2 separate regions of the Homo sapiens genome follow, and region 2 is linked to region 1. Evidence: chromatin loops called from intact Hi-C (ENCODE). Cell type or tissue: Calu3. All regions are shown on one strand. Links, peaks and the distances in the headings refer to the core of each region. The heading gives the core; the rest is flanking DNA. Region 1 holds the start of LOC105374955 (a long non-coding RNA gene). Region 2 overlaps RNF144B (ring finger protein 144B).

What was found. Hi-C counts contacts between places; a loop is a spot of excess contacts. Peaks named below come from ENCODE experiments on the same cell type or tissue, not always from the same donor. Only the 100,000 strongest peaks of a DNase experiment are listed, where the experiment ranks them.
Region 2: a loop joins it to region 1, with 5 times the contacts of the local background. A loop is called at or near these places in 9 of 110 quality-filtered maps.

The regions. Positions count from the first base shown.
Region 1 is chr6:18,487,086-18,498,309 of GRCh38, reverse strand. LOC105374955 (a long non-coding RNA gene) reads right to left here and starts at 1,450. Exons shown (of 4, transcript XR_926549.3): 1 at 1,304-1,450. In Calu3, for the core only: no CTCF peak of the experiment used is centred there; a DNase peak (open chromatin) is centred at 4,759.
Region 2 is chr6:18,429,426-18,440,649 of GRCh38, reverse strand. RNF144B (ring finger protein 144B) reads right to left here. Exons shown (of 8, transcript NM_182757.4): 4 at 906-966. Among named protein-coding and RNA genes, the nearest start is that of RNF144B, 48 kb to the right of the region's middle. In Calu3, for the core only: no CTCF peak of the experiment used is centred there; no DNase peak of the experiment used is centred there.

The DNA of each region.
Region 1 (11,224 bases), core at 1,255-9,254:
GGACTCATGATCATCAGGGTGCTAATGAGCAAACCAGGCAATTCTGGACTGTATGCATTAGCAGCCGTTGCTCTGTGTGGCAGAATACACAACCCAATCAGAATGGTTTCAGGAACAAGATCTCTTGCTCTAAGTGATAATCTAGAATTTCAAAGCTAGAAAAAAACCCAAGAAGTCATCTATTAATAATGCACCTCTTCATGACACTATAAAGAAACTGGGGTTTGACTGGGTACGGCGGTTCATGCCTATAACCTCAGCACTTTGGGATGCCAAGGCAGGAGGATCTTGAGGCCAGGAGTTTGAGACCAGCCTGGGCAACATGGTGAAACCCCATCTCTACTAAAAATACAAAACAGCTGGGCATAGTGCCGCACACCTGTAGTCCCAGCTACTCAGGAGGCTGAGGCACAAGAATCGCTTAAACCCAGGAGGCAGAGGTTCAGTGAGCCGAGATCGTGCCACTGCACTCCAGCCTGGGCAACATAGTAAAAAAAAAAACAATCAAAACTGGAGGTCAAGGCGTAGAAATGACTTGTTGGGTGCTCTTGACTTCTTAGTGGTACAGCTGAGGCTACTTGGTCTCCTGGCTTCCCGTCAAAAGACCTTTTATGAACACACAACCTGCCATAAAACACATTGTTAATTAATCTTTATTTTCCTTCTTATCAGAGGAAGCCTTAAGATGTTAGATAACCTGTATTTCAATAAAAAGACCATAATAGAGAAGAAAAATATGTTTCTTGACACAAATCATAAATGTCATTTCCTTCCTGGCTACACTGCTCTCTCCTTCTCTCCTTCTCTCTAATACCATACCCTCCCCTCCCTCAATATATATCGCAATGCCTAAAGACAGAGAAGCTCTTCATACCATTGCCCGTGAAAACTGCCTAGGGAAAGCCTATGTTCCAGTCTGACCCCAGAATGAATTAAGAACAAAATTCAGTCTTGAATGAAACATGGCTTTAGTTTTGTTGACTTAACAGATTTTATCCCAGCACATTTTCTAAGCTTTATTTATCACCTCTATATCCGCTACTAGCTCTGCTAGAGGTGAAATCAATGCCAACCCTGGCTATTAAACCATGAGCTTGTAAAATTCCCAGCATTTTGCTAAAATACCAGGCAATCCTCAAAGGAAGCCTATCGCAACAGAAAAACAAAACAAAACATAGACTTTCCAAACCAGGGCATATTCAACAGAACCATGAATTGAGTGAGAGTCAGGAAGCCCAGATAGAGGCCCAGTTCTTTTGCCACTTGGCAAAAGATACCAGCCAGGGAGCTTTGCTTTCCTTACCTGAAATCAAGAAGGTTGGACTAGATAATCCCTAAGTCTCCTCCGTCCACAAGTTTCTATGATTCCATATAACCATATGGATATCCTCCATGATATCTGGAGTGATGTGACTTAGGTTGGTTCATCCAGAAGCATAGACAGGTTTCCAAGGGCCGCCTTGGCAAAACACTTTAGAAAACTCAATATTTCTGAGAATGATTAATGTTGAAAACAATGGGATCACCCGAGTTGGAATTTGCCCAGTAGCCGGCTTTACTTGGAAGAAAAGACACAGAATTCTGTTGGCCACAGGCTATTATTCAGGTTGTGGGATTGTTTCTCCATAGCCCAAGCACCACCTTCCCAGCACCACAACAGAGGCCTCATCTGATACTGACTCAGAGGGCACTTTCCCCATCTAAACCCCCATACTCTGTTTTCCTTGGAACATTCTCTGCAAACATTTAACTACAACCCAACCCTGCTTATCTCAAATGAATGTACCAGGTCTGGCTCCTTCTAGTACACAGGCAGGAAAATAAAGAAACAAACAACTCACTGCTTCTTTATTCATGTCTTCCTGAGCAAGGAGGAAGAAGCAGTGAAGAAGAATCAAATAGGAGGAAGATGACACTAGAAATACTAAGTGGAAGAACCAAGGACGGGGGAGAAAGCATCATTAAGGCAGTCAGTTGAGAACTGAGTGAGTAGTGGCTTCTCTGCTACCCATATGTTAAATTAATGATGGAAGCTGATGGATAAATTGTATGATTTGCACAGAGCAGTATACATTTCTCAAAAGCATGCATTCAAGAGGCCTTAATACTAAACACAAAAATTGGTGCACAGCAGCCTTCCAATTTAACATTCAGAGCCTTGATTTCAACTGTGATGAAGATGCTGAAATCAGTGTGCCCTTGAAAGAACTGAGCACATCAAATGATAAGGATAGAGTAGCTAGGATGCACTTTCTCTGTAGCAAAGTTCACTGAGGAAGTGGACCCTCTGGTAAGCTTCTCCCTTTCTCCTTTCCATCATACAACTTGAGCATACCAAGTGTTATGGACTGAATGTTTGTGTCCCTCCAAAATTCATATGTTGATGTCCCCAACGTATTGATATTTTGAAGTGGGGTTTTTTGGGAGGTTTAAATGTGGTCATGAGGGTAGAATCCCCATGATGGGATCAGTGCCCTTATAGGAAGGAAAGAGACCAGAGTTCTCTCAAAGAAGAGGTCATGTGAGCACACAGCAAGAAGGCAGCTGCCTACAAGCGAAGAGAAGCGTCTTCAGAATGAAACCCTCCTTGCCAAAACCTTGATCTTGGACTTCCTTAGCCTTCAGAACTGGGAAAAATAAAATTACTATTGTTTCAGCCATTTTGTTATGCAGGCTGTGCAGACTAAGACACCAAGATGCAGAAGTCATGGTCCTTCAATTAAGTTATTTACCAAGACCTTCAGTCGGTGCTATAGTGCATGGGTTGTCTTGAGCCCTGAGTTTAATCCACACCACAAAGAAGTTCAGATAAAACCCAAGGGTTACAGGTTACTCAGTAGAGTTTTTTCAGATAAACAGACCTCTGGTGCTTCCTCATTCCTCTCTCTGGTTTCCAACACAGATGTTCCTTCACAGACCATGAGGCAGGTCTGAGTTCCTCGGACTCTTCTGACCATTCAGTTTTTCTCTCATGGTCTGCAGCACACCATTTAGCACTAAATTACATGCCATCCTGTAATGATGGACTTTCCCCCTTTTTTTTTCATTTATATTCTCCCTGAAGCTCAATTATAAGCACCTAAAGTGCAGAGAGCATATCTCGTATTTTTTCAGCCTCCACAAAAACCTGGCACAATGCTTAGTATATAATAAGGAATCAGTAAATGTTTGATTTATTGGTCAAGTATAGAGTAACAGGTTTTGTGAGCAGGTATAGAGCAGCAACTTGTTACAATCCTCATTTGCGCCGTGGAAATGCCTGCCATCTTTTACCATCAGGATAAAGAGCGTTTCTCTTAGCGCCACATCTAATAGTGATCATTGCTTCTATCTGCCCGGCACGTCATAGCACACAAAGTTGCTTCAAAAAGATTGTGCCTGCAGGTTCCTTCCCACAAATCTGGGAAGCATGATATTCAGATGGGGTCCCCTTTATAGACCATAAAGCCCAGCTCATCAAACACCACCTCTCTCCCCAACCCTCTTCAACACTATGTGGGATGGCACCAGGGACCACCAACTCTAGCAAAAAATTCAGTGGATGAAGTTTAAAATTGCTGATTTAAAAAGCAGAAGTCTTAAGGGGGAAATCTATATAACCTAACCTAGATAATGGAAAATTTTTTAAAAAGCAGACATGATCAACTTTCTCACATTCGAAATTCCTCTATGATTGTGTACACATTAGAGAATATAGTTTAGCTGTTCCTTTAAAAAGAAAATTGATGTAATACTTTAACAGGAATGAGCAACTGCTTTTCCAACCTTTTGCATCTAAAAATAGTCTATGCCCCACAGTAGGGGTAGGACCAGGGAGCCCTCCTCAAGCGTTAACCTGCCTGATATGCACACACCCTCAGAGCTGTGTCTGTGCGAATGTCGTCCACAGATTAGGGCTACACTAGCGCCCTTCGTTCTCAGGAACGTGAAGATGTAGCATATATTATGGGATGTAACCCTACACACAAGTAGAGTGAAAGGCTCTTGGAGATCATAGAACCAAACAGCCTTTATGGGAAAAATAAGTCATAAAATGTTAACCTTGGGTCCTTAGCCAGAGAAATGAATGCAAAAGAGGAAAGACGCTGTGAAAATTCCTTTGTCCAAAAGTGCAAACAAATCTCCAATCTGTTACACCCAAAGAATGCTTTTACTGTGCAGACGACCCCCAACCTGCAGAATCAGGATCAGCATTTTATTTTTTTATGAACTAATAGATCAAATTACTTCAATAGAAGTCAGAGCACTACCCACTTACTTAACATAAGACTTGCTTCATTTAATTCCACATATTAAAATGTGAAGATTTATATACAACTGCACTGGGTCTTCCTTTAAAATGTATTTCTTACTACAGTGGTGGACAAAAAAGTTTGAGAAGTCTTGCCCTAGCAGCAGCAAGATTGTTGGAGGGGTAGTACTGTTTGCACTTCCTCCTTTCCTGGTATTAGCACAATGAAAGAATAGCATTGTTTGTTTTCTGATAGAGCATCTCTCTCCCCAGGGCAGCTGAGCAGGTAGTAAGTCTTGGATTCTGGCCTGCAAATAATGGCTGCATCGTTGCTGAGTAGATGAGCCTTAGGCAAGTTACTTAACCACTCAGGTCTCAGTTTCTTCATTGTTGTATAGGGACGCCACCTATTTCATTCAGGACACAGTGGAGACTAAGGATTGCCTCTAAAGTACCTAGCACAGTGCCTGGTGAATAAAGTTCTTCAAGAAATGTGACTTTCTGCCCTGTCCACATTCCACACCCCACCCCTCGTCTTCTGTAGGACTTGTGGGTTGGCACCTGCATTTCTCCACTTTTCTTAGGCTGGGCTTTGTTGACTGTGAAAATTCCTCATAATACTCCAACCCAATCATCTCTAGAGGCAGTCGCTGAATCAAAATCAGGCAAGCATATAATTTAGTCCAGTTTTCAGAAATGCATGTCTCAAAAAATATATAAAGCAAGACTTCATGAAGGCCTGTTCTTTCATGGCTTGCACAGAATAGAGGCCTAAGAGAAAGGCTTTGATAGATGAATGGTTTCAGGATCTCCAGGGTCTCTGAAAAACATCAGTGTCATATTTAAAGCGATAAAACCAACTTCTGTATCTCCTCCATCTTACTTCACATTCCTTGTGATCAGGGGGTTTCCACAGCACCCGGGAAAGACTCTTGATAAATATTAACTAAGGAAAGACAGACCAGGAAAAACTCTTACTTTTCTCCTGTCCTGGCACAGTCATTTAACTGTGAAAGGTCAGAGGAGCCTTTGTGTTTAGTCTGTTCTTGGGGAACCCCCCCATCCCCAAAGAGGAGCAGCCCTTCTTTAGCCTGTCTCAGACTCTCAGTCAGGTGTTAAACTTTTCTAAACATGGAAGAGCAACTGTCCCAATTCCAATACCCTGAGAGAAGCAAGTTATTCATGGGGGGCTCTCTGCCATGCCACCCAACCCAGCAGTGTTTATGTGGGGACGTTTACTCTCAGAACATTCTAGTGCCTTGTCTATCTCTCACTGTTGCCATCTTGCTCTTGCACTCCCTCTTACTCCATCTTTCTACCCAGTTCAGTTCTTTCCTGCATCTCTCCTATGTCTCTAGTCAGAATACCTTCACTTGTCTTTCTATCTTGTTTATACCTTTCTTAGAGCACTTACTACAGTTTGATTTGTGTAACATTTACTTTAAAAGATGCCCGTCTTCCACCATAGACCGTGAGCACCTTGGGAATATGGACTGTGTCTTGTTTTACCACCTCCCCTGACCTTCATCCATAGCACAATGCCCCACCCATAGTGAACATTCAACAGAGGATGCTGAACTAGATTGAACAGAATCCCTACTACTTCATTTGTTCATTTGTATCTAAAACCAAGTCTCAGGGAACTCTTTTTTTGCCATAATATCAGGAGAGAGGTTGTTGTTGTTGTTGTTGTTGTTGTTGTTGTTTTGAGATGGAGTTTCACTCTTGTTGCCCAGGCTGGAGTGCAATGACTCGATTTCGGCTTACTGCAACCTCTGCCTCCTGGGTTCAAGTGATTCTCCTGCCTCAGCCTTGCAAGTAGCTGGGGTCACAGGGGCCTGCCACCACACCTGGCTGATTTTTATTTATTTTTTTAATTTTTAGTAGAGACAGAGTTTCACCATGTTGGCCAGGCTCGTCTCAAACTCCTGACTTCAGGTGATCCACCCGCCTCGGCCTCCTAAAGTGCTGGGATTACAGGGGTGAGCCACCGCACCCGGCCAAGAGACAGCATTGTTAATAGACAAGAAAGAAGGATCCAGAGAAGTAAGGAAGGTAGAGAGTAGAAAAAAGCTTTCTTCTCCAACATTCATAGCTGTCTTTCGTATTTCTTTGTATGCCACATCTGCCTATTTGCCTAATGCTGCACTACCAATTCAGCTATGGCTTGGGGACTGGTTTTACCTGAAAAGCAACTAACTCAGTCTGAAAGTTTCAAAGACTTCCTGGATCTAATGAGAATGTCACTGCATTTCAATTTAGAATCCTTTCTGCCATATCTCTAAGCATTTTCTAACTAAAGAACCAATCTCTCTTAAATAATGTGTTCCTTTGGCTCCCACCCACAATTCTTTCCGTTCAGGCCTTTAGAGGCGTGCTGAGCTGAGCCCCTGTGGAGGGGGATGGTGTCCTGCAAAGCCATAACTGCCCACACTGCTATGTGAGCATCTATCCACCGCTCCCCCAGTGGTCATTCAACCTGTGCGGCTGCTACTGTCACCAGTGTAACGCATGATGTTTCCTGGGAAGCAATGCTGGGAGCCCTTTTGCAGTGGCTGGAACAATATTCCCAACATACGTTCCCATGGCCAGAACAATGCCGAGGCTCCTTCCAATTCTCCTTCTCCCTCTGCGGGTTTGGTGATTGCTCTTTGTGGGGCCTGGCTGAGTCACAGATGGACACAGTGTTCTGTGCCCTCACCGCCAGGATGCCTAAGGCATTTGCATATGGTGAATCCCCCAGCCAGGATATTTACAAAAGCCGAAGAGAGGCATTTTTCTCCTTCAGAACTGACAATGGCTTTGATGCCTAGAATATGTTCCATTAGCAACAGAAGCCAAAAAAGGTTAGACAGAAAAGTTTCCCTCACAGTGGTTTCCACCCAGTAGTATTTGAAAAGACTGAGTAGCCAGGGCCTCTGGGGCTACGTCTGAATTCTATCTGGCCTGGGCTCTTCACTTATCCTTCAGACCATCAGTATACCCATGGACCATGGGTATAAACTGGTTACAGACCTTGCATAGACTCTACCATGACTTGAGCAACTAGAATACTGTCTGGAGACTGTCACCTTTATTCGGGTTCTTCCCATTCAGCATATCTGGAAAAATAAACAAGACACCCCAGATTCCCATGTCCGTGCCCTCAAAAGGAAATGCAGGGAAATGTTATTTATTTGTCATGATCTGTGGCCTTACCATGCACACAGCTCCTGAAATAGAAGACCAGCATCATTCTGGTTGATTCACTCTCCCCCATATCCAGCAGGTTCATTCTATCTAAATGGCTCTCTTACTCTTCTTCTCTTGTTCATACCCACCATCATATGCTACATCCAGTTAATTATATCAGGTTCATTGCTTTTCTCCCTACTTCTCCCTCAACCTCCTTCCACAAAACTATCAACATAATTTTTCTCACACGTAAGTTTCATCTCGTCACTACCTTGCTCAAACTTTAGCAATGCCCTAGTTATCTTGGAGATAAAAGCTGATTTCTTCAAGTCACTTCAGGATTTGGTCCTCTCCTACCTGTCCATCCATCCTTACATCCCCCCTACTCTTTATACTCCAGTGATTCTAAACAACTTTGGACTAAGCAAACTTGCTGGACTCTTGCATACCTCCAAAGATGTTCCTCTCCCTAGAATGCATCTACTCCCTGGTCTGTTCCCAGTCTTCAGGACTGCCAAATATTCAGTTGACTTGCCCAGTTTCATTCGGCTTCCCACTCACCAGCCAGGACACGTTAGTCCATTTTTTATCTGTGCTCTGTTTCTTCAATTGGCCAAGGTCAGCAAAAGTTTGAGGAGGATTTAGTTCATTTTCCCTATTCCACCATCCCAAGCAAGAAAACCTTAAGGAGCACCCCATAGGGTGGAATCTGACAATGAAGATGACCAAGTGATAGGCAGAACAAGGAGGCAGAAAGGAACTGGATTCTTGGTGACTTTGGGTGCCTGAGTCAAGCTTGCCTGGAGCCTACTCTATATCAAGACTTTTCTGTTTCATCAGCCAACAACTTCCCTGTATTGTTTAAGCTTGTTTGAACTGGGTTTTCTATCTCTTGCAACCCAGAGGAGCTTATCTGATGCAACAGAAATTAATATTATTCTCTTTGAAAGACATAGATTTCCTTAAAATAAATGGTAAAATAATATAAACTTGCATGCACCAAAGGAGCTCAGTAAATGCACCACTGATTAGAGTCAGGGAGCTTGAATTCTACATGAAAATTTGCCTGCAGCTTCTTGAGGCCCTAACCTCTCATGCTTTATTCTTCTATCTGTAGATTGACTCTACTCCTACCAACTCATTCCTTAATGTATAACATAGTTGCTAGTTATAAAGTCTGGAAAGAGTTCTATTGTTCCTTTACATGTGCAGTTATTTAAAAACATTTATTATTTATTGAGCACTTACTATGTGCTTGGCAGTAGGTGTCAAACACAGAGAAAAACCTGAGATATGTTCTAGGCCAAAGTTTGGCAAACCGCAGCTCAGGGGCCAAATGTGGCCCCTCTCTTGTTTGCATAAATAAAGTTTTATTGAAACACAACCGTACTGACTCATTTATGTGTTGACTGGCTGCTTTCACACTACAACAGCACAGTTGGGTTGTAACCACAAAGACCGTATGGCCTACAAAGCCTTAAGTACCTACGATACAGCACTTTACAGAAAAAGTTTGCCAACCTCTGTTCTAGGCTATTTACCACAGCTAAATAAACCTCCCTTCCCTGAAAAACTGTAGCAAAGTATCTTTCACTCACTTTGGTGTAATGCAGACCCAAATGTCAAATTACTTCCCTAGAAAATAAGTATAGGAGGGAGAAAGAAAAAAATTTTAAACATAAATTCAAATGAGTACACTTTTAGTTTCCAGAATTAATTGGTACCACAGATAAGATTCAGGCCCTGTGAACCATCATTAAGGTCTTCCTTGAGAGAGGAGGGGCAGAAACTGTCCTAGCTGGTGTCAGTGAAAATCCAAGTGCAGGCAATATGACTCATTACAAAGAAAAGAGGTTCGCTTGGCTTTTTTTCTCCTTCATCCTTTCCCCTTGCACAGTTTACTTCTCAGAACAAGATTCTGGTTTCAGAAACTATAGGCAGAGACTAAGATAGATAGATAGATAGATAGATAGATAGATAGACAGACCAGCTTATTTCTAAGTATTAATGCAAAGGCTAAAATCTAGAAATTAGGTTTCTGATTTTTTTTGTATTGGTCTATGATGACTCACAGGTAAGCTTCTAGACTAAATAAACTGTTCAGAATAGTTCCCATTCCCATTGTGCATTCAAGGTTTTCATAAAGCTCTTTTGCAGTACCAGGAGGATTAACACCATAATCACTTACATTGTTATACCGTGGAGTGGAAATACCACAGGCCATTGAGGCCAACAGTTGCCTGTTTCAACTTGTTTTGCCACTTACAATGTGCGCAACACAGAAGAATGTATTTTTCTCCCTCTCCTCTGAAACGCAGTTTCCTTAAGAGTATGTGGAATATGAATCCTCGTTTTCTAGAGTTGTTAGGGAATTGGATGAGGTCACGTGGGAAAGCATCTAACACCGTTACAGGCACAGAGCTGTGTTTCCATAAACATGGTTTATTTCCTTCTCCCTATATCCTTCTGTATCTGAGCAAATGAAAAGCATGCCCTAGTCTGAACAAGAGAATCACAACTTCCTAATATTCAGAGTCTTTCCTGTGTTAAATGGAAAACAAAAGTTACAAGTTGAGAGATACAAAGAGATTTAATTGTGTTCCGGGACTTTCTCCTCATTACCTCAACTCCCAACCCCAAGATCAAAGATGAGAATAGGTTTCTATTTGTACATGAACAGAAAGCTGCAGGCATCAATCAGTAGTAACCACTAATGGAAACTTGGCCACTAGTACCCTCTCTGAGTCTGTCTGACACATTTGGATCTAATTGGCAGTCTGCTTTAGAACAGCCAAAAAATATATTGTCATACACATCATGGATCAAAACGGAGGCAAACTTGCTCACAGCCACAGGGTTTTGGTTGCCAAAATTAGGCAAGCAGGTCTGTGGGTTTTGTTTCAAACAGGTAAATGCTTGCTAGCTTATTTAGAGAAAACCTCTAAAAGATCCTGATTTAGCTAGTTTGGATCCAAAACATGAAGGGACAAGAAAAAGCATTCAGGGTGGCTGGCATCTTGGGTGGTCAGAAGGAGAGACCAACCTATTATTTTCATCCTGCCTCCAAGTAAATTGGAAATTAATTAATATTTTCTCTGGGCTTCTGAGTGACATAGGTTTTTCAGTAAGAGAAGTGCCCCAGGCCTAAGCTCGGAAATGTCAACTATACCTAAAAATAATTTAAAATTCACTATGTGTAGGACAAAATGAAATTTCTCCTTTTAATAAAAATCAACAAAAAGAATGTGTCAAGTCCAATATTACACAAAAATACTACAATATTACAAAATTACAAAAAATACTACAATATTACAAAACAATACACTTTATGGTCGAGCAGAAGGTAAATGATAAGTGTTCTCATTGAATACTGTTAATCTTTTTAGTGTCACAGCCCCCTAGAAATGGTGTACCCTCCTCCCAGAAAAATACATCACCATACAACTTTACATGCAATTTCAGTAATCAGTGGGCTTCCTGGGAACCTCCCATGAACCCCCTTGGGTACGATACTTCCTAGGTTAAAGATTCCTGTGTGAAATCTATCAAATGGAAGGACAAAGCCATTTACTAAATGATGACTTACCTTTCTAGGTCTGCTGTGAGTTCTATACAATTATGCCAGCCTTAGCCTATTCCCACCTGCAAGGACCTCCAGCTCACCAGTTCAACATTACTACCTTCATCTAATATCTTCCTACTCTCAGAACCCATTGGAATATCCATTATAGAGAACTAGGAGAGCCATGGCCCAAACTCTTAAATAATCTCAATATGAAATACTGAAAAAGAGGGAGTAAAAAACATTCAGATATGGGA
Region 2 (11,224 bases), core at 1,474-9,473, 58 kb after region 1:
GAATTATTTTTCAGGGTAGTTGTAAAAATTAAATGAGATAAAGATAATTGTACTGACCAAACTTATTGGCACATGACAAATAAATATTCATTTTCCCCCCACCCTCACCTCTAGACTTTATGAATACATATTTAAAAGTTAGCAATCAGAAAACTTTATGTTCAGGCTAGATTCAAGTTTAATATACTCAATGAGACTAGACCAGTCCAATAACTTCTGGGAGAAACAATTTTTTCCTACTTCTGAGATACTAAGAAATAGTCCATTTACCTCAAAAATAGATTAGGGTATGACAAGAGGGAAAGGTCTCCTAAAAAAGACCTGTCAAAAGCCAAATGAAGTAAAAATATAATTCTTATAGCTAAATAGAAAAGCTATATGTTACCCCAAGCCCAAAGTCAGAAAGAAAATCAGTCCAATACATTGTAAATTGCACAAGAATGATACATATCCATACTCTGTTATTACCATGATTACAAAAGTAGTATCAAAAAAACAGGTGTTATGTATTCTGAGGAGCAGTAAAAATGTTTGGGCTGGTAATGTTTCGAAGTGATCTTCAAGAATCGAAAATTAGTGGTAAAACCCATTTCGAGGGTCACTTTCTTTTGTATTATTGTGATTATAAAGCCATCTAAATTTTGCAAAACCTTTCTTACATGAGCCAAATTAAAAATACAAAACAAACAACATAAGGAAAGTTCTGTTTCCTGCTAGTCTGCATTTTTTTCTGGTGGTAGCTTAGAGGCTTGAAATTTTATGTTGCAATTACAGTATTCTCCTTTTAGAGTACCCTTGAGGCTTTGTTGACAGCCCATAGCTGCCTTTATCTTCCATGTGGGTTAGTGTAAAAATGACACATGTAAAACCACATTCATCATCAGGAAAAAAAGAAGAGTTCATACCTCTTTCAAATTTTAACCTCTGATAAAGTTGAAACTGGTCCACAGGTACCAAACAGGCAATCTGAAACCAGAGACATAAAAGGTTGAGACTTCAGTCATCATAGTGCCCTGAGTTACCAGCCTTTTGATTTCTCTTTCTGGCTTTGCTTATTATACTTTCTCTACACCAATTGTTTGCAAACCTCTTTTTCTCCACACTGTTCATGTAGTAAAACACATGCAACAATTTTCAAGTCATCCCCACTCCACCACCATAGCTGAGAATCACTGCTGAAGGGAGCAGTTACAAAACTCATTGATCACCTTCTACCTTCAGTCAGTGGCTACCAAGACCAGACAACAAAATTTTATTACAGGGACTTCTAAAATTATTCATATTCCTGTATTAAAGATGCTTCCTTTCTCTATATCTTCATTTAAGAATTTTTTGAAATTAAAGTTCTAGCTTTGGAATCCTGAAAAACTAAAGTCAGGTAGACAGCATCTCAGGAATTATGCAAATGTCATTTGTCACCTAGGAAAGAGTACCTTTTAAACAATATAAAAATCATGTCTTCTGACAAGAGTCACTTCCTAGAGCCCTCGGTTATGGGACATTGACATCTCAGACTCTGGTAGAAAAGAAATGCCTAAAATATTTCTTGCAACTAGACTCCTATTTCCATTTCAGATGGCAACATAAACCAAAGGTTTACTAGTAAACAACAACAATTCACACTTAACTGAATGACATTTCAAATTAGTTATTTTTAAAGGCAGATGCAGGAAAAGCTAACTGCTCTTAAACCAGCATTCTAAACATTTTAATTCCATTGATGTCAAATGTAAATATATTGACATAACTTAAAGATTTATATATGAGAAAATAAAGATTTTCTCATATATAAATCATATATAAATCAAATCAAATCACATTTGATATTAGCCTTCCAGACATCCAGTAAGTTCATACAGGACAGAGTTTTAGCCCTGACAACTCCAACTCTAAACTATCACCTTTTTTTGGCACAAAACACACCTACATTGACGTTCTTGCAACTAAGGAAAGGACATCTGCTTTGAGAAAACTGGAGTAAGAAAATGATGCAGCTAAAATTGTATTTAACAAATATTATACCTTTTATAATGCATTCAAAATCTAATCCTTTCCCTTATAAATAATCTCAAGTTGTTTATTTCGCAAATGAATCTAAATTAGCTAAAATGTATAAAGGACCACAAAACAAGTTTGGTCTTCCTCATTCCAAGTAAAGTGTGGTAAAACATAACTTTAATTATAAAAACATTTTTATCCAAATTTTCTTTCTCCAGTTGGGGAGAAAATGTTGCATTTTCATCTGGTACCTTAAAGCTCCTTAGCAATCTTTACAAAAAAAATTATGCGCAATATCATGTTATATGTATTTTACCATAGTTCTTTCAACAGTGTGGTTGGACTTTTATTACACTGAAAGTCAACTTTATTCATCTGTTATAATGCTACCCAGACATCTTTCCTGAAAGACAAAGATGTCTCAAATAAAATTCAGAGTTGGAGACAGAAGGTACAAGCAAATGAAGTGATAGGAGGCATTTAGGAACCAGAGTTCAGTTCCTGACTTTGTCGCTAATTCATCATGGGTGGAGGACAAACAAATGCTACGTCAGCTTCTGGACCAACATGACTTGGGGGGTGATACCATCTGGGCCCAAGAGACCTCAATAATATTCTATGAATCTTTTTTTAACCACCACCTTCTTTGATTCCAGAAGACAGTCTTGTACCCCACTCACCCTCATCTAAAATAGTTTGTGGACTGATGACCTCCTTTTAAATCCTTCAAAGTCAACCCCTAAAAATTCTGATTCTTTTTCAATGATGAGCAATTTATATAAATGTCAAATACAGTTTATGGAAGACAAGGCAAACGGAAGATGTTTTAGATACAGATGAAATGTTAATGTGAAAAATGACAGAAATTAATGCAGTAAAAAGTAAACAACTGTAGAGATGGATGTTTAATTTTAAATTAGAAAAATAAATTTCATTGGAGTACATACTACTGCCAACAGGGAAGTCATAGATTTCTAATTTTTTTGTCTTTTATGGTACTTTGGATTTCTCATTTAAGTCAAAGGTTTGTATGGAACGAAGACTTACTAAGGTAAATCAATTTTTTAATTGAAAGCTGTGATTACAAGAAGTTAATTACTTTGCTTCTCATTCTATTTGGTCCTTTTGGAATGAAGACACCCATAGAATGCACCATTCTCTTCCCTAGTTCCCCTCATTTAGACTTGCATCTTTTGTATTACTGTTTTTTTAAGAGATGAGGTCTCACTTTGTCAACCCAGGCTGGAGTGCAGTGGTACAATCATAGCTCAGGTAGCCTTAAACTCCCGGGCTCAAGCAATCCTCCCTCCTCAGCCTCTCAAGTAGCTGAGACTACAGGCATGCACCATCATAACTGGCTAATTTCTTAATTTTCTGTAAAGATGGGGTCTCGCTATGTTGCCCAGGCTGCTCTCAAACCCCCAGCTTCCAGTGATCTTCCTGTCTTGGCTTCCCAAAGTGCTGGGATTACAGACATGAGCCAGTTGCACCCAGTCACATTTTTTCTAAATATTTGTTGACAGCTTACCATGAGTAAAGCTTTGGTCTGGAAGCCTAGCATACAATGAGACAGGACATACAGAAGCTACACTCAAGAGGCTGAAATTACTTAGAAAGCAATAAACATAAGATTTACAAAAGATCTACCCCTTGATGTTGTCTGTTGGATTTTGCAGATTAGAACTAATTTTCTGAAATATTTCTATTATATTTTTGGCTTTAGATGAGAGCTGTACAAAAAAAAAACACAACAACAAATGATACAAAAGGTTAAATTCCTGGTTCCACTGTCATTTGGAGCTAAGTCACTATTGCTCAAGACCTCCATTTTTACAACTGTAAAATTGAAATATTAATACTTGTGTTAGGATGATTATTAGAAGACTAAATCAGGCTGCAGGTAAAAGGGCTACAATCAATTTTTTGAGGATATTCACAAGTACTGTAAAATTGACTGCTACACCTGACAATCCTAGAGAATAAAAGAGATTATGAAGAGGTATCTTGTGGTATGCATTTATCTTCTTTCTGCCAACCGAGAATTTCCAAATCATTCAAAATCACACCAGACCATTATATAAAAAGTTGCAAAACTTGTATAGAGAGTTACCAAATGCCATTCCCCCAACTTCCCCTAATAACACTTTCTAAATTTAGTTGCTAAATGCCATTCCAACTTCCCCTAATGATAATCATAGTATTGAAATAATGACATTTATATTTCGATACAATAGAATTAAAGCATCTTCGGGCCTTATTCAAATCTCACTAATTGTTCCACTAAGGTCTTTTTTTCAGTCTAAGATCCAATCCAGGTAACCAACTTGTACCTAGCTGTGGTATCTCCTTGACGTTCCAATCTGGGACAGTTCTTCAATTTATCTTTGCCTTTTGTGACTTTGATGAGTTTGAAGAGTCCAGGCCAGTTATTTGTACAGTGTTCCCCTAATTTGGATTTGTCTGATGCTTTCTCATGATTAGATTCAGGTTATGAATTTTTGGCAAGAATATCACAGACGTGTCCTTGGGGCCATCAGGAGCTACATGAGGACAACATGTCTCATTATTGATGATGTTAACTTTTTTTTTTTTTAGTGTGTGATTTGAGGTGGGTTTTATTATTATTATTATTATACTTTAAGTTTTAGGGTACATGTGCACAACGTGCAGGTTTGTTACATATGTATACATGTGCCATGTTGGTGTGCTGCATCCATTAACTCGTCATTTAGCATTAGGTATATCTCCTAATGCTATCCCTCCCCCCTCCCCCAACCCCACAACAGTCCCTGGTGTGTGATGTTCCCTTTCCTGGGTCCATGTGTTCTCATTGTTCAATTCCCACCTATGAGTGAGAACATGTGGTGTTTGGTTTTTTGTCCTTGCGATAGTTTGCTGAGAATGATGGTTTCCAGCTTCATCCATGTCCCTACAAAGGACATGAACTCATCATTTTTTATGGCTGCATAGTATGTTAACTTTTTAATGTGGTTAAGGTGGTATCTGCCAGCTTCTCTATCATTTGGAATTAACAATTACCTTGTAGGGAGATATTCTGAAACTACGCAAAATCCTGTTTCTAATCAAACTTTGCCCACTAATTTTTGTATCCACTGACAATTCTTGCCAAAAATAATTATTACTGTAATATTTGCTTAGTGATTTTTCTATTTCTATCATTCATTTTGTACTTGGTGATTAAAATTCCACTGTAAGAAAAAGCTGTCCCTTCTCTATTTATTCATTTTTTAAATTTCAGTCAGCATAGACTGCAGACATTTATTTTATTCAGTGGCTTCTAATTCATTACTAACCAAATCCATATTCGAGCAGTAAAAGCAAAGCTCCCTAGGTATATTCTCAGCTATCAAGAGACCACTACCCTGAGATCAACTACTTAATGGTCTTTAATTTAAAGTTAATTTTTGCTACTTCTTCTTTGAAAGCTGTGCTAATTTATTTATTGTTAAACAGAAATTTCTCTCTCCTATCCAAGCACAAAAGACAACTTTTGGTCCTCATGATCATTCTAGAAACTCTTTCCAAAGGTGGGGGAAAACACCCAAACTTTAATTCAAAGATAAAATAAATTCAGTTTCATGTTAATAGAATAAGAGCAATAATATCAGAATAATGACAACAAAAGCTACTAATTGTCCACAATCACTATTTTGTTTTGTTTCATTTCTGATAAAAATGAACCTTATGATCCTTATTAAATACTCAATTCTGGCCAGGCAAGGTGGCTTACGCCTGTAATCCTAGCACTTTGGGAGGCCGAGGCAGGTGGATCACGAGGTCAGGAGATTGAGACCATCCTGGCTAACAAGGTGAAACCCCATCTCTACTAAAAATACAAAAAATTAGCTGGGCGTGGTAGCAGGCGCCTGTAGTCCCAGCTACTCAGGAGGCTGAGGCAGCAGAATGGCATGAACCTGGGAGGCGGAGCTTGCAGTGAGCCGAGATCGCACCACTGCATTCCAGCCTGGGCGACAGAGCAAGACTCTGTCTAAAAAAACAAACAAACAAAACAAAAACACTCAGTTCCTACTCAGCTGAATGTCTTTGCTTTTCCATTTCATCCCTAGCAGAGCATATCCAGGGAAGCCAGACCACACCTACACACGGGAGTGCTGTAACTGTTACACACAACTGTGATTTAATCTCTCTAACGTCCACAACCAAGAAGAAATGAAAAGTGAGGCACACCTGTTAATCAGTATTAACCACGATCATAATATTTAAACAAGCATCACCATCTACACTAACACTGACCTTACCCCCTCTCAGAAAAAAACAAAGCAAAAAAGGGAGGCAGAAAGTGAAGCCTGCTCACCACAAAAGTATTTATGCCAAAAGTGGTGTGTGTTCCCATATGAAGTGTTAATAAATACAATGTATATTGCTTTTTAGTTAAGAAAAAAAGACTCAATTAAAAAAATGAAACAGAAATTGGGGATAGGCTTTAGAGAACTGCTACCCATCAGAGTCCGGAAAGCCCAAACAGAAGGAAAAAGCGCCCAGACTTTACTTAGGTTTGGTCCTTCAAATCATGCTTCTGCTACAGTTGCTTTAAAAATTAAACAGGCTGAACAAATAATAAAACATATCAGAACATCTGGAGATGGAATTGACCACTAGTAAGTGGATCATTACAACCTGTCAAGGTTTGGGCAATTTGGGGGATGCTATGACTTGCAAAATCCAGGGCAGGGGAAATAACACTCACTGTGCGGATCAATGTCTAATCACATTAACATAGGAACTAAAAATGTTTTCACAACGCAGAGAACGAGAGCTGCTCTTCCTAACAGAGGAGAAAAACAGCACATTCACCCATTCACCTGAGTGAAACTAACAAGCTGAAGTCTCTCACCTGAATACTAGATTAAAAATCCTGATTGGAAACCATATGTGGGCATCACTGTCTGAGAGGCAGAAGGCAAGAAATGGAATTCCAGGGCCACTGATCTTCGCAGTCCACTGTAGAGGGCAGCTTTCACTGGTCTTTGTTTCACATGTGCTATAGAAGTCTCTGTACATTATCTAACCAAGATCATCTTTCCATATATCATCCCGTCTTTTCTCCCTCCACTCAGTCATAAGTAAAAAGGGACATATCCATACACTCATGTGACACATTCAACTCACTGTGGCTTAGTTTTCTATGTGCCATTAGTTAAAGAATTTTCTTAGAAACCTTATTACCCACTTATACAGTTTTAAGTACATTTTAAAACAAAGTTTTAACTACTTTCTAAAATGTGATTCAGCCAGGAAACTCAAAAATATCTATTAACTCTGGCTTGGCGGATTCCTCTAACCCCACCATCTCAAAGGTTTACTTTTCTCCAGCCAACACGTATTGCAGCCAAAGGTTATTACAGACACACTCATCCCTTCCCATTCAGATCCTTACACCACAGTAACAGGAATATGGCCTCTTGCCTGGGCATTCTCACCCTTCCTTTGCCCTAGCTTCCCACCATGATAATGGGAAGGAAGAATGTTAAGAGATGGCAAGTGGAGGCAGAGGATTTGGGAAGAACACCTGGATTCCCTATCACTGTAGCCAACTTTCCCAAAGCCACCCAACTAAATATGCAATCTGAGTAAAAACTGTATTTATTTTGCAAACATAGCTTCAAATTCCCCAGTACTCGATCCCTCCTCCACCATACCTCCACCCCAGGTCTCCAGAATGCCCTGCCCTAACTCCCTTCTTACAGAAATTCTGAAGCCTCCATTCAGCTGCACCCACCCTTTCTCTGGTGCACACTGCGGCACTAGCAGTAAAAGGCAGGCTGGTCATTTCAGTGCTCCAGGGCTTAGAAAGAAGATTAGTGAGTGAGAAGCTCTTCCCTGCCCTCCACTGACACCTAGCAATTGGAAGAAGTTAAAACTCTCAGGCCATGTAATGGCAGGTACTATTCAAATAGGAATATGCACTCACCACTCAAAATTCGCACAGGCCAGACAAATGGTTCAAACTTTCCCAGGAAGTGATGGATGCTACTTCAATAACACTACATGGGAACTGCTTAAATTAGACATCACCTTTTTTAACAGGGCTACTAACTTCAAGCAAGGGCTTCGCCTGAAGTAATGCTATTGGAATAAACAATCTGTGTCCTGCCTCTCATAATTTCATGTTGGACATGATTACAAGATCAAGTACATTGGAAAAGCTCTGCAGAGCAAAAGCTAAAAGTACCAGATGATGCAATAGAGGAAAGTTTTACTTTTCCCTGGCTCCTAGTGTGTTCACCTCTAGCCACAAGTCCTCCTGAGTCACTGTCTCTCACCAGCTTCCATGACACTGAAAGGGAAGCTGCCGTTTTCTACCATTTCCTATACAAGGGAACAGTAGAGTCATCCCTCAGTATCTGAAGGGCACTGGTTCCAGGACCTCCCGCAGATACCAAAATCTTCAGATGCTTAAGTCTCTGATATAAAATGGGGTAGTACTAAAATATAACTTATGCACATCCTCTCTCCTGTATAGTTCAAATCATTTTTAGATTACTTATAATACCTAATACAATGCAAATGCTAGGTAACTCATTATACTATATTGTTTAGGGAATAATGACAAGGAAAGTCTGCACGTGTTCAGTAAAAATATTTTTTCTGAGTATTCTCCATGGGCAGTTGAATCCCCAAATGCAGAACCCATGGACACTGAGGTTCAATTGTACTTGAACTGGGCATTAAGTGCGTCACTAAGGAGGCTACTCTTCATAGATAAAATTTAGGAGGCATAATCACAGCTGAGCCAATTTGGAAAAATCAAGAAGGCAGGTACATGGAGCACAGCCAACTCTGTAAGCTAGACCTGCACAAGGAAGCACTCAGAGGAAAGAGCTTACATTCCTGCCATCCTTTGAAGATGAAGAAATGTTAGACTTAAATGCATTTGGTAAGACAGAGAAGAATGAAGAATCACGTGTTGTAATATAAATAGCAGCAAGACAAAGAGAACCAGGCTTAATCAGAATTATTTTTAACAAGCAAAGTATATTTATGTGTTACCTGTGTAATTAAGCATTTTTTAAAAGGCAGAAGGAAGTAGTAGTCATTGAGATAGAACCTAGTCAAGCATATGTGAATGAACCCCATTGTGGTATACTCAGTAATATATAGATTATAAGCCACATGTTATAACTGTATGCAATAAAATCTTGATCTAAAGCAAGTTAGAAATGAAGGTGGTACAGTCCAATTCATGTGTGTGGTATTTACTTTCAAAGGAGGAGGCCTATGTAAACTGATGCAGCTACCCATATCTCCAATATAATCTTCTATTCCATTTTCAACTCAAAATGATTATCAATTACCACTACCACGTATTTTTATCACTGAAAAAGACAGTAGCAAGTTGATAGAGAACATTTGATTCTTTTTTTTTTATTTTTTATTTTTTTTTGAGATGGAGTCTCGCTGTGTCACCCAGGCTGGAGTGCAGTAGTGCAATCTCAGCTCTCTGCAACCTCCACCTCCTGGGTTAGGCTGTGTAAGCCCTGCTGGGATTACAGGTGCCCACCACTATGCCTGGCTAATTTTTTTGTCTTTTTAGTAGAAAGGGGTTTCACTGTGTTAGCCCGGATGGTCTCGATCTCCTGACCTCATGATCCGCCCACCTCAGCCTCCCAAAGTGCTGGGATTACAGGCGTGAGCCACTGCACCTGGCCTCCTTTTGTAATTTTTAAGACTCATTATGGGTTTGTCTGGTTTTAATGCACAAAAGTAAAATGCTTTTATAGTAAAACTGGATAAAGAGAACCAGAAGGACAGAGAAGGGATAGAGTGGGGAAAGGATAAGGAGAACAAAGGAGGGGGGAAATACAAAGAGAAAATGTCTATTCAAAGAAAATGAAGCCAGATGTGGTGGTTCACACCTGTAATCCCAGAACTTTGGGAGGCTGAGGCAGTAGGATTGCTTGAGCCCAGGCTGGAAAACATAGAGAGACCCTCTCTTTAAAAAAAAAAAAAAATTAAAAATTAGCCAGGCATGGTGGTGCACATCTGTAGTCCCAGCTACTTGGGAGGCTGAGGTGGGAGGATCGCTTGAGCCTGGGAAGTTGAGCTGTGATTGTACCACTGTACTCCAGCATGGGCAACAGAGGAAAACCAGGTTTTAAAAAAGAGAGAGAGAGAGAGAGAGAAAGCAAGAAGCAAGAAAAAAAGAAAATGAGAAGACTACTTAAGCTCTGCTCTAGAGAACTGCAAGACAGACACTATAGCCTGTCCTGATCCACTTACCTGGGCACACTGGCCCCTTACATTAGATACTCAAAATGTCAGTGCCTAGTGGCTACCATTTACTGAAAATTCTAAAACACTATGCATTTGAACTTTCTGCACTGATGGAAGTATTTTATTCTGTGCTGTCCGGTCTGGTAACCATTAGCCACATGTGACTGCTGAACACTCAGCAATTACTGACTAGCATGATTGAACTAAATTTTTAATTTCATTTAAATCAGTCTAGGTTTAAATAGCCACATGTGGCTAGTGGCTACTGGATTAGTCAGCACAGGTCTAGAATACAGGAATCCGATAAATGTCATGGACTTTTTTTGAAATTTCACCAAGCTATTCACTTATGTTTAATAGATTTTATGTGCATGAATTCACTAAGATTTCATAGCAGACACAGCTCCTGTTGCCTGCCCCACTTCTTGCATTTCACTTTTATAATTATCTGACTCGTTATAAGTTGACTGTCTCTCTGCTGGACCAGAAGCTCCATAAGAAGAGCACTAGCGGGCCTTTCTTATTCTCCTCTCCAGCCCAGCCTGGAATGGGGCCAGGCACACACTGTGGTCTTTATTAAGACTTGCTGACCCATCAGACACCTGAGAAGCAAGTCAAAAAGGAAGTGTCTTTCCTGGAAGGATTATGCATAGAAAGATACACCCAAATACCCAAGACTCATTTTAAAAACAATTCTGAAGTGACACAGATCAACAATATTCTTAGTAACTAGTCCAATTTCTCTCCACTATAGCTCTTTTTACCCTACAAAAGTCAATAATATATCTCTCCACAGGGTTTACATACTCGATATTACCTTTTTACCAAAAAAGTTATTCCATGATTTTCTTAAATCACTTCTAAACAGATATTCCTTTTATACTTCCCTAAAAAACGTTATATCTCACTTGTAGCACTCAGCCACTAATCAATAAATTGAACACAGGATGCCCAGACACAAATTGTTAAA